Linked DNA regions of Homo sapiens: region 1 is linked to region 2. The links are chromatin contacts, found by Hi-C or POLR2A ChIA-PET in ENCODE. All regions are on one chromosome and are shown on one strand. Each heading gives the region's core, a stretch centred on a gene start or an enhancer-like site at or near the end of the contact. The rest is flanking DNA. Distances are from core to core; before and after follow the strand shown.

What was found. A loop is a pair of places that touch in the nucleus more often than their neighbours do. ChIA-PET counts read pairs that join two places held with the same protein, here RNA polymerase II (POLR2A).
Region 1: a map of lower leg skin shows a loop between it and region 2 (9-fold over the local background). The contact joins the promoter of LTN1 here to the enhancer-like site in region 2. A Hi-C loop is called at or near these places in 1 of 168 maps with a recorded cell type or tissue (lower leg skin). POLR2A ChIA-PET finds 5 or more read pairs at or near these places in 1 of 52 experiments (PC-9).

Annotation. Positions count from the first base shown.
Region 1 is chr21:28,990,903-28,995,968 of GRCh38, reverse strand. LTN1 (listerin E3 ubiquitin protein ligase 1) reads left to right here and starts at 3,092. Exons shown (of 30, transcript NM_015565.3): 1 at 3,092-3,205. The coding sequence starts at 3,164. LOC105372766 (a long non-coding RNA gene) reads right to left here and starts at 2,866. Exons shown (of 3, transcript XR_007067835.1): 1 at 2,838-2,866; 2 at 2,288-2,399; 3 at 1,788-2,187. RefSeq lists enhancers at 2,808-2,867, 3,178-3,287.
Region 2 is chr21:25,910,771-25,915,554 of GRCh38, reverse strand. APP (amyloid beta precursor protein) reads left to right here. Exons shown (of 18, transcript NM_000484.4): 14 at 3,593-3,814. Among named protein-coding and RNA genes, the nearest start is that of GABPA, 180 kb to the right of the region's middle. Within about 2 kb of position 3,319, at least 7 of the 41 ENCODE cell types and tissues checked have a DNase peak (open chromatin) inside an H3K27ac peak, as active enhancers do.

The DNA of each region.
Region 1 (5,066 bases), core at 1,843-4,342, 3.1 Mb before region 2:
TCCGAAATCCATGCTAATCCAACTCACTGTCTCTGTCCCTCTCTCGTCCCCATTTTGAATGTTCTCCCTTTTATTTTACTTTTCCTAATGTTTTCCAAGCTTTGGGCTTTGGCTTGGAAAGCCTATCTGACTACTCAAGCACATGTTAATCTTCCCCTTCTGTAGCATTTTTGATATGTGACACCCACATTTTCAGTGAATGGCATGATATCTAGTAGTGTTTCCAATGTGTTAAACTGTTTGCAGCTATATTGTATAACTCTCAAGAATGAGGACACTACAATTTGTATAACCAATGTACCATGATATATGTAACCAATGATTTATTTTAAACAAACAATATTTGTTGAGTTGATTTTTTTTTTTTTTTTTTGAGACGGAGTCTTGTTCTGTTGCCCAGGCTGGGGTGCAGTGGCGCGATCTTGGCTCACTGCAACCTCTGCCTCCTGGGTTCAAGCAATTCTCCTGCCTCAGCCTCCCACATAGCTGGGGTTACAGGTGCGTGCCACCGTGCCTAGCTAGTTTTTGTATTTTTGGTAGAGACGAGGTTTCACCATCGTGGCCAGGCTGGTCTTGAATTCCTGATCTCAGGTGATCCACCCACCTTGGCTTCCCAAAGTGCTGGGATTATAGGCATCGGTCACTGCACCCAGCCTGAGTTGATTTTTAATTACATAATTAATACATGAAGATGTTGTCCTTGTATAAAATAAAATCTTACAGATAAGGCTTAATTTCCTTTGACTATAACTCTTAACCCTAATGTCTTTTCTTGCCACTTTTTCCCACAAAAAGTCACTACAATGATCAGACTGGTATGTATTCTTGCAGATCTTTATTTTATTATTATTTTTTTTTGAGACGGAGTCTCACTTTGTCACCCAGGCTGAAGTGCAGAGGCGCGATCTTGGCTCACTGCAACCTCCACCTCCTGGGTTCAAGCAATTCTCCTGCCTCAGCCTCCCTAGTAGCTGGGATTACGGCTGCCTGCCACCATGCCCAGCTAATTTTTGTATTTTAGTAGCAACGGCGTTTCACCATGTTGGTCAGGCTTGTCTCAAACTCCTGACCTCAAGCAATCCACCCACCTCGGCCTCCCCAAGTGTTGGGATTACAGGCGTGAGCCACCGCACCCGGCCTATTCTCTGTATTTATATTATATATATATGCATAAATATATATATATATATATTATTGTGTTGTGGGTTTTAAAAACACAAATGGTATCATACTGTATATATTGGTATTTGCTTTTTATTTAAGAATGTGTCTTAGAATTCTTCCTATGTGTGTTCAGATAAACCTTATTCTTCTTAAATGTTGCCTAATAGCTTATTGAATACATATAATTTATTTAGCAGTTCTCCAATATATAGACATAGGTTGCTTACAATTATCTTTCTATTATAAAGTTTTTGTGAACCTCCTGTAATATGTCTCTTTGTGTGACTTTTTTCTGAGACAGTCTGCTCTGTCACCCAGGCTGGAGTGCAGTGGCATGATCTTGGCTTACTGCAACCTTCGCCTCCCGGGTTCAAGAGATTCTCGTGCCTCAGCCTTCCAAGTAGCTGGGATTGCAGGCACCTGCCACCACTGCCCAGCTAATTTTCGTATTTTTAGTAGCGATGGGTTTTTGCCATGTTGGCCAGGCTGGTCTCGAACTCCTGACTTCAGGTGATCCACCTGCCTCGGCCTCCCACAGTGGTGGGATTACAGGCATAAGCCACTGCACCTGGCTTTTGTGTGCATTTTAAAATCAGGGTCCAGTCAGGAAAACAGAAATCACATTAGTTATTGAGAAATATTTTAATATGGGAAATTGGTCAAAAGGAATTATAAAAGGTAACAGGTAATCACTGCAGGTAGCAGCTACCATTCCTAGAGCTAGGAAAGGATGGAACAAAAGAAGTGGTTGGAGTCATCAGAACCTAAAAGCTTGAAGGAGGGCCCTGAACACCTTAGTTCAGGCCTATGAAGAATGAAGAGAGGGTGATGGCTGGCTGTTACTGGATCTCTGGAGCACAAAGAAGGGATCCCACGGTGTTGAGGCTCAAACTTCTGAGGAGGTGGCTCAAACATTGGCTATCTCAGGAGCTCAGGGGAGGGGCCGCATGAAAGTAGAATTCAGATCTCTGAGGAGAGCACTGACTGCTGCTGTGATCTCTGAGGGGTGCAATAAGGCTGATTCTGTGATTGTTGGAAAAAGGATAGAGATTAAAACCACCTTTTGGCTAAAGCAATTGCTCCTGCCACGGTAAAATGCAGCTGCTGCTGGCATGATGCTTACAGAATGGAGCAAGTCCCTTCTTCCTCTTGCCTTTGTTTCCCTCTTGTTCGTCCTGTTGGTGGAATCTAGCAGAAGCCCCCCCAGTAACATGGAGTTGAGTATAAAAGGGTGACTGCGTGGACAAGAAACAATAACCAGCACACATTTACTTGTTTCTCTGGTGTGATTCTGAGTCGCACAATCAATGGGTTACAGGATTTGTACATTTCAAATTTTAATAGGGACTCCCACATTATCCTCTTTCCTAAACTGCACGTTAACAGTTTCAATATGAATAAAAGGGGACGGGGAGGGGAGATTTAGAGAGAATAGTGCCTACAGCAGTAATCAAATTTTAACAAGACTTGGGAATACTGTCAAAATGCAGGATCTGATTCAGGAGTTCTGAGGGGCCCGAGTTGGCCTTTTCTAAAAAACGCCCAGGTGATACTGATGATTGCATCATGTTGGAAGTCTAAAACACTCCCATCTTCCCACAGCCTCTACCATAACATTCTAATGCTACCCTTATGTGAAACTGCCCCTCTGATGATTCACGCCAGTTTCCTACCCTCTAAGCAAGGAACAAACCTAGCTTCTGAAAGCGGGGAGGACAGGATTTGGCGCCACGGGTCCAATGCTTGGCTTCCTATTGGCCAGGAATGACATCACTCAGACAGGCGTGGCTTTAGCTGTGACGTCTCCGGTGGCGGATGGTCAGGGACACAGCGGGAGGCGGGAGCGGAAGTGGGGCAGCAAATGGACAGGGTGGGTGGCGGAAAAGGGCCCGGGGGAAGTTATTACAGGGTGTCCTCTTCCGCCGCCAGAAGCCGGAAGTTGTGTCCCGGACGTGTCAACCGGGGTCTGAGTGCTCAGAGTACAGCTGCAACCGCGACCATGGGCGGGAAGAACAAGCAGCGAACTAAAGGGAACCTGAGGGTGAGCGGGGGCTGGCTCGGCCGACCCGGGAGCCTCGCTTCGAGGCGGCTGGCTCCGCCCAGCGCGTTGCTGGAGGGTGTGTGGAGCGCGGCTGTAGGGAGGCGTGTGTTTCCCTGTCGAGTGTGACCTCTCTGTTGTGTGTGCGTCCCTGAGAGCGGTTTGTGTTATCTCTGAGCAGATTGGGGAATCGTGAGAGAAAAGATGTACCATGCCAGAGCTGTCCTCATCCGAGCACACACCCATAATATTCATGAAGAAATGATAATGTGTCAGGTTCACTGGAAGGTGATCTGGCCGAGGTAGCGGGTTGGTTGGGGGAGGGCGGCGCTGGGAAGAAGGAGAGTTGGGAGAATGTTAAAGTGAATCCACTGTGGAGGTTACCGCAGATTGTGCCTCTCCTTTGCTACCTACAGTGGCTTCTCCTAAGCTAAAGCTCTTAGGATGGTATATTTGGTTTCTGGACTGCCTGTTACCCCTTTCCATCTGCAGTCCCATCTTCAGCTCCCTCCTCTTGGCTTACTTCATCCAGCCACACTGATCTCTTCACTGTGCCTTGACTACCTGGCCGGCTCCCAACGCTCTTCAGTTAGGTGGCTCCAAACTTTGCTCTCGACACCTCAGTGAGGTCTCCCATGATCACCCTCTTGGTAGCCCTTCCCCACTCCCATGTTCTTCCTACTTTATTTTACTCCATTGTATTTATGACATTTATTGTCTTGGTTCACTAGGACGTAAGTATTTTGAAAGCAAATGTTTTTATCCTCGGAACCTAGAACAGACTGGCACCTAATAGACGCTCACTAAGTACTTGCTTAAGGACGACCTTAAAGTGGATTCGTGTAAAACTACACGATGAGGGGTTTTGTAATGGTATTTTTTTATGGTGTTAGATTTATTATAGCACAGTCCAATTTTATGAGAATGCTTTTTTTTCCTGTTTCTGATGTAGTTAATTCTAGTGATTTCAATGTCACATTTTCTTAGATCTGTCACTTAATCTGTTTTGGAAGATAATAACAGTATTAACAATTATAGCAACCTGTTGTGTTACTGTGCTAAGCACTTTACTTGCATCTTTTAATGTTTTTTATTTAACAGATTTTCTCAAATGTTTTATATTTGAAAAGTTCTTATGAGGAAAAGTTGCAAGAATATTAGAACGACATCCCATATACTCTTTACCTACATTTACCAATTGCTAATACTTGGTTGCATTTGCTTTCTCTCTCTTAATTTATGTATTTTTCTGAACTTATAAGAGTTAGTTGCAGAAGTCGGGACTCTTAACTCCTAAATACATCAGCATGTATCTTCTAAAAACAATGCCATTTTCTAGCCTGCAGCAATTATAATAATGGTTATAGTATGCAGAAACTTTGACTTTTGTATAATACTGTAATCCAGGATACAGCCTTGTATTTAGACTTCTGTAGTTATCCCAATAATGTTCTCTTTTTTCTTTTTTTTTTTTTTGTAAGACAGGGTCGCTCTGTCTCCAAACCTGGAGTGTGGTGGTATGATCATGGCCCACTGCAGTGTCAACCTCTTGGGCTCAAGCGGTCAGTCCTCCCACCTCAGCCTCCTTAGTAGCTAGGACTCCTGGCTAATCTTTTTTTTTTTTTTTTCGGGGACAGAGTCTGGCTCTGTTACCCAGGCTGGAGTGCAGAGGCGTGAACTTGGCTCACTGCAATCTCCGCCTCTCGGGTTCAAGTGATCCTCCCAGCTTAGCCTTTCCAGTAGCTAGGACTACAGGTACAGGCCATCACGGCTAGCTTATTTTTGTAGGGACAGAGTTTTGCCATGTTGCCCAGGCTGGGACTTTTTTAAAAAGATAAACCGTTTTAACATCTGAGATTCAGTC
Region 2 (4,784 bases), core at 2,070-4,569:
AACAGACATGCTTAATAATGCCTAATTTCTACAGCTACTTTTGTGATAATACGAGAGGCTGAAATAGATAGGGGCTGAACATGGGAAGGCTGGTGTTATGAAGCCCAGGACTTGGATTTCAGCACTGGTGCTTACTGGCCATTGGGTCTTGAAGAGATTGGTTCCTTTCTCCCAGCCTCAGTCTCCTTGTCCCATCAGATTAATAATGCCTGCCTTGGGAGAGGAGAGTCATACAGGAGAGGGCATTTGAGCTGGGCTCTAAAGAGTTCAAATAACGTAGATGAGCAGAGATGGGCTTCCAAGATAGCAGGAATAGAAAACAAAAGTGTCAGAATGGGTATGCATGGTCTTTTGTGGGAATACCCCAAGCTATTTAGCCTGAGAGAGAGGTGTGGTGTAGACAGCTGGAGCTGTGAGTTCCATGGCTAGAAATACGGGGTGGGCCCAGACCACAGAGGGCCTTCAGCATCTGGCAAAGGAGTTGGAATTAATTCGGTAGAAAATGAAGACCCACTGAAACAAAGAGGGAGCCATTCTTGTGTGTCAGGAACTAAGATTTCAGGAACCAAACGTAAAATAAAAACCAGCAGGGAGACCATTGTCTCAGTCGGTTTGTGCTGTTATCATGATACCAGAGACTGGGTAATTTATAAACAAACAATAGAAATACTACAATTCTGGAGGCTGAGAAGCCCAGGATCAAGCCGGGTGCAGTGGCTCACGCCTGTAATCCCAGCACTTTGGGAAGCCGAGGCGGGCGGATCACGAAGTCAGGAGATGGAGACCATCCTGGCTAACACGGTGAAACCCCGTCTCTACTAAAACTACAAAAAATTAGCCGGGCGTGGTGGCGGGCGCCTGTAGTCCCAGCTACTCGGGAGGCTGAGGCAGGAGAATGGCGTCAACCCGGGAGGCGGAGCTTGCAGTGAGCCGAGATTGCGCCACTGCACTCCAGCCTGGGCGACAGAGCAAGACTCCGTCTCAAAAAAAAAAAAAAAAAAAAAAGGCGCCTTGTGGCTGCATCCTCCAGAGGCAGCAAAAACTGTTCTCACATGGCAGATGCACATAAAGGGGCCTGTGCTGGTTTCCTCTAGCCCTTTTAGAAGGCAGTAGTCCATTCGGGGGCACGGGGTGGAACTGTCATGACTTGATTTCCAGAAGACCCCATCTCTCACTACTACCACAGTGGAGATTTAAGTTTCAACACATGACTTTGGGGGACATTCAGACCATAGCAAGCAGTGAGGAGACTATCGTAATTATCCAGGCGAAAAGTAATCATATTCCTAGGGGCGGTGAGGGTGGTGTGGAAAAGCAAGCAGGAAATGGCTGAGAGAATTCAGAAATAGAATGCAAAAGGATTTGTCGGTAGTGTGAGTACTGGACACGAAGAAATACAGGGAGTCCTGGATGGCTCTGAAGGATTCAAGCCTGTGACTGGGAGGGAGAATGGTTCTGCCATGATTAGAAAACAGGAAAGGTGGAAGGGAAAGCCAGGGACCTTGAGTACAGTTGTGTACCTACCAAGTGCATGGATCAGGAGGGAGCCCTAAGTTGGTATCTCCAGCAAACTGTTGGAAATATACAAATTTGAGTGGGAGGGAGAAGTCAAAGCTGGGGAAGTACATTTCAGATTCACCCAAAGGTAGGAGATCTTTAGAGTTTCAAGAGTCGATGGGATTTCCAAAGGGGAGAATTGTAGAAAGAGATGGAAAGAGATACAAGAAGAAAATGACAGGGATGAAGAGAGGAGAAAAAAAGAGTAAAAAGAGTTATTCAGAGATGTCACAGGGAAGAAGATAAGTACTGTGTATGCGAAACAGTGAGAACATTTCCAAATAAAGGACATGGTAAGTGATAGTAGATACCACAGACCCAAGAACAGCGTAGCCCCTGGGGAGTTCAAGAGCTTTCTCGCTGGCAAAGGTTATTTCCTGTCAAGATGAATGTGTATGCACCAATAATTATTAGTATTCCAGAATATCCTCTCTTTAGCATAGTAAGTGCTTAACAGTCACAAGCAAAAGATTTATATAAAAGAAATGCTCATTTAATTTATTTAATCAGACATTGGCTAAGTTATTAGCCGCTACCTATGGCTTTGTAAAACATGAAAAAGTTGGAGGAAATCTAATGAGGGTCTTTTATCTGTAAGGGAAAGGTCATCATGGGCATCAAGTATTGAATTTTAGAAACGGTGCCACAGTGAATAGGGATATATTATAACTCAGATTAGACTTCAAAAGGACTAATTTGCTTGGGACTTCCATCATTTAAAATCACTTGCAATAAAACTGACTACATGAAAAGATATTAATCACAAGCTTTAATGCTATTCCATCAAATTATTTTAATGGGTATATTTGAACAGAATTTTAATTTTTCAGATACATTTTTTGTCAATAGAAAAGAGAATTTGAAAGATGATTGTAAAATGTTACAAATCAAATTTAAATCCTGATCTTATTTTCATTTTCTCTAGCAATAAAACTAACCAGTGATGTGTCTGAAATATATACTACAGCAAACTCTTGACACAGCTATGATTGGAAAATGAGACATTTTGGTTAATCAAATATTATTGTTAATAGTGCAGTGCTGTCTGTCGGTCTCTAATTTGTAAAAATCAGAGAAAAACATGGTGAATCTTTGGTGACATAAGAGAAGACTCACAAATCTTCATATCCTGGGGTCAGTTTTTAAAGCAGTAATTACACATGATACAAGATTATATTCTAAGCTCTCTTTTTCCAGTAAGAAAAGATAAGTCAATGATGTTCCATAAAGCTGATTCTTGTTTAATCAATTTTTAAAGTGGGGGGGTAGGCGGCACTGACAGCATTCTTTGGAAAGGGAAGCAACAGAGGAGAAAGGCAGGATATTTGGTGTCTGCTCACATTGGGAAATACGGGGAGCCAGGGGTGGTTAAGTCCAGAGAAGGCTGGATGTCTGTCTGCAGGGCTACATCTGGAAGGGCAAGGGAACAGTTTCCTTGTTGCCTCAGAGCATAGGTCATGCAGCACAAGAGGAGCATTTAGGAAATGCAGATTTTTTTTCAAGGCAAGACAGTGAAAACTATTCAAGAAGGTAGCAAACTACTGGCCCTTTAATGCTTTTCTTATCCTTGCAAGTGTGCAAGGCAAGACAGGAGATTGTCTGTTGTCTTTCAGCTTGAATGAGATTGTGCCTCACTTACTGCCGCCACACCAAAGCCTGGCGTTTATTCCTGTGCGATCATTGTATACTAGGGACGTCTAACTGTGTCAGGAGGAAATGGCAGCTGAGCCCCTGTGGCCTTTCACCTCTAGCAGTGCCACGCTGCAGCACATTGGCCGGCTGCCATGCTCCTGCCTGCAGTCCTGCCAGCAGCTCTTGTGAGCTGCGACTTTGCATAAGTAGCTTGAATGCCATGTGCCTCAGTTTTCACATCTGTAAAAGGGAGATGATAATGGTACCTATGTCATGGCTCTAAACGCGATCATGCACGTGAAAGCAGTTGAAGTCTTGCCTGGCAGAAGTAAATGGTGGCTGCTGCTGCTGCTGCTGTTGTGATTGTTGTTACTCACCAAAGAGATGGTTTTGTTTGGTTTAGATGAGCTGCTTCAGAAAGAGCAAAACTATTCAGATGACGTCTTGGCCAACATGATTAGTGAACCAAGGATCAGTTACGGAAACGATGCTCTCATGCCATCTTTGACCGAAACGAAAACCACCGTGGAGCTCCTTCCCGTGAATGGAGAGTTCAGCCTGGACGATCTCCAGCCGTGGCATTCTTTTGGGGCTGACTCTGTGCCAGCCAACACAGAAAACGAAGGTAAGAGTCCCCTGAGCCAGCAAGGGCGTTCTGGGAGGTATATATACACATACATAACGTGTGTGCAAGAGAGAGAGTTATCTTTTGTATGTTCTTGAGTGGTGAATTTTTTTTGATGTAGTCATAAATATTTTCATTATAATTTTACTTTAAAAAGTAAATACTAGGAGTTACTATGTCATTAAAATAATATATCTGTGTAAATTATTCTTTATATTTTTTATGCTGCAAAGCATGTAAACTGCCAATTGTTGGAAAAGACAACAACTCCATTGTATAGGTGGCAAAACAAAATGGTAATGATTTACATAACATTTGCAGGTAAAGGGCCTCTTGTTTCGCACATGTCCAGGTTTGCATTCTAGGGAATATTATCCTTCGAGTGAACACTCCCGGACGAAGGGGAGCCACAGTGTATTATTGAAGAGGCAGTTCTTCACAAGGAAAATGTGTGGCAATAACATTCTTCTAATTTTTATTTTCCAGTTCCTCTTCTTAATATAAAATGGTACATTATATAACAAAAGTGGATACATAAAGAGCATGTACTGTATATCATATTATTATGTTTATGACTTTTTCAAATGAGGAAATGGAGGCACCAGGAGACTAAGTTCTTAAGTGATGACTTTTGGTAGGAATTTTTTAGAAATGTTTTTTAACTGTGAGGTATATTGTTCCCTCTGGAATGGAAGCACAAAATTCAACTTGTGTTTATGACGTAATGACCTAGAATGCCACCTTCCAAAAAAGCAGATAGATAGTGAAATAAGGAAAAATTACAGTTTACCAACAGAGAGGAGTTTTGAGGGCCTGCAGAGATGCAGATTTGACAGGCACCAAAGTAGTCTTCACTGGCTACTTATTCTTACATGAAATTTCAGATTGAATTAAATGTTAAAGGCAAAGATAGAGAACTACATATAAATAAAATTTAATTTTGCTTAAGACTTAATTTGTGTTTAGAAAA